Regions from separate parts of the Mus musculus genome. Here regions 1 and 3 are each linked to region 2. The links are chromatin loops, found by intact Hi-C in ENCODE. Cell type or tissue: heart. All regions are shown on one strand.

Evidence for each region. Hi-C counts contacts between places; a loop is a spot of excess contacts. Peaks named below come from ENCODE experiments on the same cell type or tissue, not always from the same donor. Only the 100,000 strongest peaks of a DNase experiment are listed, where the experiment ranks them.
Region 1: a loop joins it to region 2, with 4 times the contacts of the local background. A loop is called at or near these places in 3 of 42 quality-filtered maps.
Region 3: it touches region 2 in a loop (10-fold over the local background); 36 of 42 quality-filtered maps call a loop at or near these places.

The regions. Positions count from the first base shown.
Region 1 is chr16:96,818,918-96,821,417 of GRCm38, forward strand. It overlaps Dscam (DS cell adhesion molecule), which reads right to left. Exons shown (of 33, transcript NM_031174.4): 7 at 1,826-2,122; 8 at 807-1,082. Among named protein-coding and RNA genes, the nearest start is that of Gm32432, 62 kb to the right of the region's middle. In heart, a CTCF peak has its summit at 951 (motif pointing left); no DNase peak of the experiment used is centred here; H3K27me3 peaks cover 668 bases.
Region 2 is chr16:96,356,744-96,359,243 of GRCm38, forward strand. No RefSeq gene overlaps it. Among named protein-coding and RNA genes, the nearest start is that of Igsf5, 3.8 kb to the right of the region's middle. In heart, a CTCF peak has its summit at 1,408 (motif pointing right); a DNase peak (open chromatin) is centred at 1,358; H3K4me3 peaks cover 613 bases; H3K27ac peaks cover 408 bases.
Region 3 is chr16:96,670,604-96,673,103 of GRCm38, forward strand. All of the region lies in intron 20 of Dscam (DS cell adhesion molecule), which reads right to left. Among named protein-coding and RNA genes, the nearest start is that of Gm32509, 47 kb to the right of the region's middle. In heart, CTCF peaks have their summits at 1,199 (motif pointing left) and 1,402; no DNase peak of the experiment used is centred here.

The sequences.
Region 1 (2,500 bases), 460 kb after region 2:
CCATGTGAAATGCACACAGCTTTGCTACCGGGGTGCTAGAAGACAATTCCTAGCACACTGGGAGAAGTCTTGACAACTTAGAGAGGCAGCTCAGCCTGGAGGGTACTTCACACCATCTGCAAGCTGTTTTAAAACACGTCAGAACCTTCTTTATGTTGTATTGCATGTAAAGTATATTACATTGAAGCAAAACCTTCATTTTATTCTTCACTGAGAAAACTGACTTGAGAGGAAAAAGAATGGCTGTTCAAAGCATCTGCTATGTGTCCTTGGTGGACCCAACAGTTCATTGCTTGCTGTGGACAAAGGACTTTGAGGTTGTATTGCCAAAACCTCAGAGATTATCCTGGCAGTTGGAAGCTAGGATTGCATATGACATGAGGCAACAGCTAACTTAGTCAGAAAGACTGGTGAGCTGTTAGCCATAGCTCTTCTGTCCACTCAAGATGAGAACTTGGACCTGAAGTCCTTGTCTACCACCAAAAATCTTTTCCTCTTGGGATCTAAAGAGCTCACTGATGGGGTGTTCAGAGGAAGAAAGATGAACGTTCTAAAACAATCTGATAGAAAAGCAGATAGACAAGCCAACAATGTACCTTCTGAACACTCCAACCTTCAGAGAAAATGTTATCAAGTTCAAGTCCTCTGAGGACCCAGGATTTTATAGACAACACTTAGCACCTTCTCCATCTCACAGTATTCATGACTACCCAACTCTACCCAGGTTCTGTGACGGTCCCATCTTAAAAGCCAGGCTTGGAAAGCAGCGGTGTGGGGAAAATGGGGGGGGGGGGCGGCAGGATTACCTTTCACTGTCACGTGGACACTCTGGCTGGTGGAGAGCTGTGGCTGTACCAGCACATTACACGTGTACTCTCCCTCGTCAACTTCTTTCTGCACATCAGAGAGTTTCAGAGTCCCATTGTTCTCAAACGCCACCTGGCGGTGGTTGAAAGGAAGCAGGTTAGCGTTCTTGTACCACTTGATGGAGTAATACGGATAGCCAATTACGCGGCAGTGGATGTACGTGTCACGCCCCGCTATCGCAGTGATGTTTTTCATTGGTCTGATGCTTGCAGGCCCTGGAGAGACACAAGAAAGCTCTTGAAAATAATTTAAGGGTACATCTCATGGAAAGAAATGGGTACACCTTTCCTTTGGTGAAAATAAATTATTTTTATGCAAGCACACCTTTTTTTGTTTGTTTGTTTCAGTTTCTTGGCATTTGGCATATTCTACTATGAAGGAAAAGTTTTATTTTTCTTCTTACTACTCTTAAATGAGTCAATGAATGTTAAAATCTCTCATTACCAGCTACGTCTATGAAAATACTTTGAAGTACAAGATAAAAGACAGCGTCACTAATTAAAAAACAAAAAGTAACTAGTCTACTCTGCACCATTATGGTCTTCTGGTGAAAAGGCTAAGAGTAACTGATTGACTCTGTCTGGTGGATGATGAAGATGCAGGTTATGCGGCTGTGCACTATGAACTTGAGTTAGGTACCATGGATGTGAAGGCTTACCATGGATGTCATGAGAAAGGAGAAACGGAGAGAGGAAAGGGCATGCAGAGCATAAACCAGGAAAGGAGAGTTTCAGTGGATAGATGTAAGAGGACAGAAAGTAGACAAGCTGACTACAGAGACCAAAATGCCATTTTCAACACCACCGATCAGCGCCATTCCTGAGTAGGAAGGAGAGGGCAGGGAGAGGGAGGAACAGCTCCTCCTTTGCGCATTGCAAGGCTCAGCCCAGAGCATGCAGCACCCATCCCGCTACAATGATTTGTGTGTGTTTGTTCGAGGAGCTGATTTGACAAGCACCTCTTACGTTTATTCGAGCCTGGTACAGGACGACTCCAGCCGAGTTGTTGGCAGTGCAGCGGTAGACACCCCCATCCCGGACCTGGGAGCTGGAGATATTCAGGTAGCTGACCACGTTCCCCTCGGACGTGATCATTTGGCTGATGCGGTGACCGCTGCCCTTGAGGATGGGGTCATCGTCCAGGGTCCAGGTGACCGTGGGCAAGGGTGTACCCTTCACATTGCACACGAGGGACACTGGCTCTGCCGGGCTCACCACTTTCTCGCTAAAGGCAGAAATGATTTTGGGAGTTCCGTCTGCAGGGAGACAAAACAGGAAAGGATGTGGTACCTACACATGATAATCCTCTGTCAAGTTCACTGTTTACGCTCAGGAGAGAGAAAGCACTGTTTGTCAGCATTGTCCCCAAAAGCCTTGCGCTAGGAAAACAGTTTCCAAGGGACACTAACGAATATGAGCAAGGTGACAGCCCTTTCTTTGTGCTCTTCTGGGAAGAGAGGATGATGAGATTGAGAGCTCATAGTAAACACTGAGAGATTCTATGACTGCAGTTTAAGACGTGTGTGCTCCTCCCCAAAGCCACAAACAAGAATTTTGCATACCCCAAAGCTGCTTTGTCTATTTTTCCCTCAGTATTTGTAGAGATGGCTCACAAGGGACCATTTACAATTTAA
Region 2 (2,500 bases):
AGGCATAGCTTTCACAGAAAAGGGATTGAGAGTTAGAGCATTATTTTGGCACCAGAGCAGGAGGAGAGAGCAAGATTAGAAGGAGGATGCAGAGTGGAATAGCTTAGAAACTATAGGTAACATAAAAAACTAAGAGAGCAACGTGCAGAATGCAGAGGGAAAGAGGAAAAAAGAAGAAGCTGCAGAGAGCAGAAGGAGCAGGCAGGCTCCTCCTTACCATGGGACAGAAAAGGTCTTTTGTTGATAACAAGGCAGACTTAGTCTTATTAAAAGAACAAAACTTTCTTCTTACAAACTTGGGTTAAATTCACTTAGTAATAAAAGGGTAGAAGCTTTTTCTTTTGCAATGTAATAAAGATTGGAGCTCATTTTTCATCCAGAATGAGTTCTTTCTGCATCAGTGTTTGGTCTTTTTCTCCATATGCATATGTAAGTATGGATGTGTGTGTGTGTGTGTAATTGTGTGAATGCATGCAAGCTGAGCCCATCTGATCTGAATAGAAATGTATAAATGCACATGGGTGAACCTGTATGTGATTTTATGTGAGATTATACATATTTGCTTATGTAAAAGTTTTTCCTTCTGCAAGTGGCATCCTCTTCTTCTGGTTCAATAGCAGTTTAAGGTTCCAAACTTCCCCCTAGCCTGACAAGCAAGAGGCATCTGGACAATAGGGAAAAGGCTCTAGCAATTAATCCTTTACTTAATCTTCTGCTGTTTTAGGATGAGGTGCTAAGTGCCAGAGACTGAAGTTTCTGGCCTCAGAAGAACACAGAAGGCAGGTCAGCTACAGTAGCATAGTAAATTAGATAAGTAAACGTTTTATTATTTACAGCAACCCTAAATATTCTGTAAGACAAAGTCGCTTCCTTCTCTGCTGCCTCAAGAAGAACCGGCAAGAAATAAGACTCACCTGGGTTTTACTGTAGGGCTCATTCTGGCTGTGAGACACTCTGTGTTTGGACAAACACTTGTATTGTGACATGCATTCAAATCACACCCTCACATGGAGCAGGAAGCCCCTATTTTAACACACGAACGCGCGCGCGCACACACACACACACACACACACACACACACACACACACACACACACACACACACACACACACACACGTTACCGATTCAGCTCTTTCCCTGACTCCTGCCGACCACTGAGCTTTCGTTTAACCTTATAGCGCCAACTGCATTTTCCCCAGAATTGACCCTGAAGAAGTCACTCCATGTACCTTCCTCTCTGATTCACTTCTTACAGTGTTCGTTGCTTACACTAATAAAAGCCGTAAGCAAGCTGGGCGTGGCGAGTATTAGAACTCTGTGAGGTCAGCACGTGGAGGAGCGGGGGTGGGGCGTGGAGGGGAAGGCCAGAAGGTGGAACGTATTCCTCATGCTGCCTCCAGAGGGCAGAATATGCTTAATCATTAAGAATGACTCCTTAGGGCCTGGCTGGGTGCTGATGTGTAATTCCAGTTACTCAGCTGGCTGAGGCAGGCTGAATCCAAGTCCAGGGCCTGGCCAGGACTACAGGATGAGTTTAAGGGAGTCTGGGAAACTTGGAATTTATCTCAAAATAAAAGTAAAGGGGAGAGTGGCATCAGATACCTTTTGGACTAAATGTTTGTGAGCTGCCAGCAATTGAACCTGGGTCCCTGGGTCCTCTAGAAGAGCAGCCAGTGCTAACTGCTGAGCCATCTCTCCAGCCCCTGGATTATAATATATTAAAGAGTTAGAAACTGGTTACTAAGTTGCTACACTTTTACATTTTAAAACAGATATATGCTGGGTTATCCATAGTGTTTGCCATAGTGTGGTGGTCTCAGCCATATTCTATTTCATAAATTTCCTCCTTTTGGGGCCAGTGATGAGTCTCAGTGGGTAAAAGGCTTCTGCTAAACTCAAGGACTTGAGTTAGAGCCCCAGGACCCACTTGGTAGAAGCCGAGAAGTGACCTCTGCAAATTGTCTCTGACCTATGAGACAGATACACACAATAAATATAAAACAAAACATAAAAATAACTTCTTCCTTTTGCTTTCCTGTATTTTCTTATTTCCTGTAGTAAGCGTGAATCACATCTTTAATAAGAAAAATAATTAAAGCTTCTCATTAAAAATTCATAAAGCTTATTTATGTGGGATGGTGAGTTTATAGAGGATTCTCAGTTTCTCCTTTGTGTGACATTGAACCCATTATACAATTTCTATTTCTGGGGGCTGGAGAGACAGCTCAGTGGTTAGGAACACTTGCTGCTCTTGTAGAGTAACACGATTTGGTTTCTGGAATTCTCAAGAGAGTTTACAACCACCCACAATTCCAGTCCAAGGGATCTGCCACCATCTTCCGGTCTCTGTGGGTGCTGCAGGCATGTAGTACACGTATGTCCTAGTTAAGATCTTTACTGCTGTGAGCTGACACCATGACCAAGGCAACTCTTATAAGGACAACATTTAATTGGGGCTGGCTTACAGGTTCAGAGGTTCAGTCCATAATCTTCAAGGCA
Region 3 (2,500 bases), 310 kb after region 2:
ACTTAAACCAGACAACATCCTAGCACAAAGTCCCATCTGCATCTGAGGAGCTAGTGACAATAGGTAATAGCTGCTGGGAAAAGGAGAGACATTTTTTGTTAAAGGCGTGGTCCCTGGTAGGTAGATCACACTCTAGGGGCTGGGCCCACACCCAGGAGTATCTGAGCACAAATTGGACTCAATGGATTTTTTAAAAAGAGGTCAGGAAGTTGAGTGGGCAGGGAGGAAGTGAATAGATCTGGAAGGAGTTAGGTTGGGGAGCAAATATGATCAAAATACATTATGCACAATTCTCAGGGAATTAATATAATAATTAATACAATAATTCTTTAAATAGTTGTCAGGGTTATATATAAAAATGTGGACTTAGCTTCAGGAAATAGTACCTCCTGCCTACTTGGTGCCCTTGGAGGCCAGAAGAAGACATCAGATCCTCTGAAATTTGAGTCACAGGTGTTTGTGGGCTGTTACTCGGGTGCTAAGAGTCGAACCTGAGACCTCTGCAGGAGAAGCAAGTGCTCTTAACCAGGGAGCCACTACTCTAGCCCCTAATATAAGACTTTTAAAAGTTATCACAATTCTCTGGGTTTTTATTGTTCATAATAGTGTTGAGTTATTGTTATTGTTGTTTGTTTGTTTGTTGTTGTTGTCGTCTAGCTGGTATCCTGAGGTTCTGATTACATGAACTTGGGGGCTGTGTTGTCATTCTCTCTGGTTGGAAAGCTGGTGTCTCAGTGCATTTCCTGGACTTTTTGAGGTGGATGAATGTTTTATTAGATCTGCTTTTAAACAGCCGAAGAACAAATCTGGTTAATTTACAGCTAATGCGACATGTCTGGCTACATCCAAGGTCTTTAGTGATGTTGTCTTTCGCAGATCTGAACTGGGAGAATAAAGTGATAAAGTGATATAGCTGCCTATTGTTAAATAGGTGTTATGTGTACTGGAGAACAAACACCTCTTTTTAAGGAGGTCTTAGTAAGAACAGTTGTGCTAGGGAACTTGGGGGGCAGGGGACACATTGCCGAGGAGCTACGCCAAGGGACTCATAAAAGAAGATCAAATTAGAGGGCACACCATGTCCTGATTTATCTTCCCATGTTCTACATTCAACTATGAAATCATTTCAAGGGGTGGGGGCATGAAAACACCAGACTGAGGCACAAGAAAAATGACCAGAACTTGTGCTGCCCTCTGCTGTCCATTAATACACATAGCAGAAATGTTCCTGTCTCAAAAAGAAAATGAACACTCCGGCATCCACAGTGCTGGAAGCTGCTAAGAATGCTCCTGGAGGAGAAAAGAATCATAACTCTCACCCGGTTATATACTCTGTGAGCTACAATAGCAATCTGCCTGCGAGGTATGCCCACTGAGGTAATAGTGGAACAAATATCACCGAATTAACAAACCACTCATTGAGATGGAACCCACACCTGATACTGTTAATGAGGCCGATAACATGCGATTAGATATGTCATGGTCCTGGAAAAACCAACTACTTTTCTGCAAAATCAACACAGCAATGAAACCACTCCTGATGACATATTTTATACCCACAGGTCACTGCAATGTTCAACCTCCCTCAGGTTAAACATCCTGATGATGCGTTTTGCATGCATGCATGCCTGTGCACCACCTGTCTACTTGGTGCCCTTGGAGGCCAGAAGAGGACAGCAGATCCTCTGGAACTTGAGTCACAGGGTATTTGGGCTGCTATGTGGATGCTAAGATTCGAACCTGAGACTTCTGCAAGAGAAGCAAGTCGAACATTACCCAGCTAAATAATAATCAACACAGAGATTCACAACTGGACAGTGTGCAGAGAGTGCTCCACTTTGGAGCCCTCTGCCCTAAGTGGACTGTCTTTATCAAATTCCTTCCTTCAGGGCTCAGAGATCTTTGTGGGACAGGAAGAAGAACGACTGTAAGAGCCAGAGGGGTAGACAACTCTAAGAAAACAGTGTTCCAGACACAACAAGTCCGATGCACATATGAACTCAGAGATAGTGGCAGCACAAATAAGGCCTGATGCACAGGTTGAAGTCATTTTCCCTCCCCAAGTTGCTTTTGCTCACAGTATATATCAATAGAAACCCTACACAGTAGCACATGTACTCAGCCAGACTGGATGCCCACTAAGTTTCAAAGATATGGCTATTTCTGCCTCTCCAGAGCTGGGATTATTTGTGTGTGTGTGTGTGTGTGTGTGTGTGTGTGTGTGTGTTGGGGACCAAATCTCACCCCCCCCCCCCGCTTGCACAAAAACACAGCTGAACCACTTCCATAGCCTTCTACATGTTTTTAAGTTTTATGCCAGGAACAGGAGATAGATACAAAGACGGATTAGGCACGATTCCTTCATTTTGACAGTGCCTTAAAATCTTTGTGAAAACATTGTAAATCCAAATCGTTCTTTTTATATTTTCCTTTCTCCAAAATTCCCTCTTTTTCTGATATGCCTTGTTATCTGCCCATGGAAAGTTTAAGTTGATAGTTA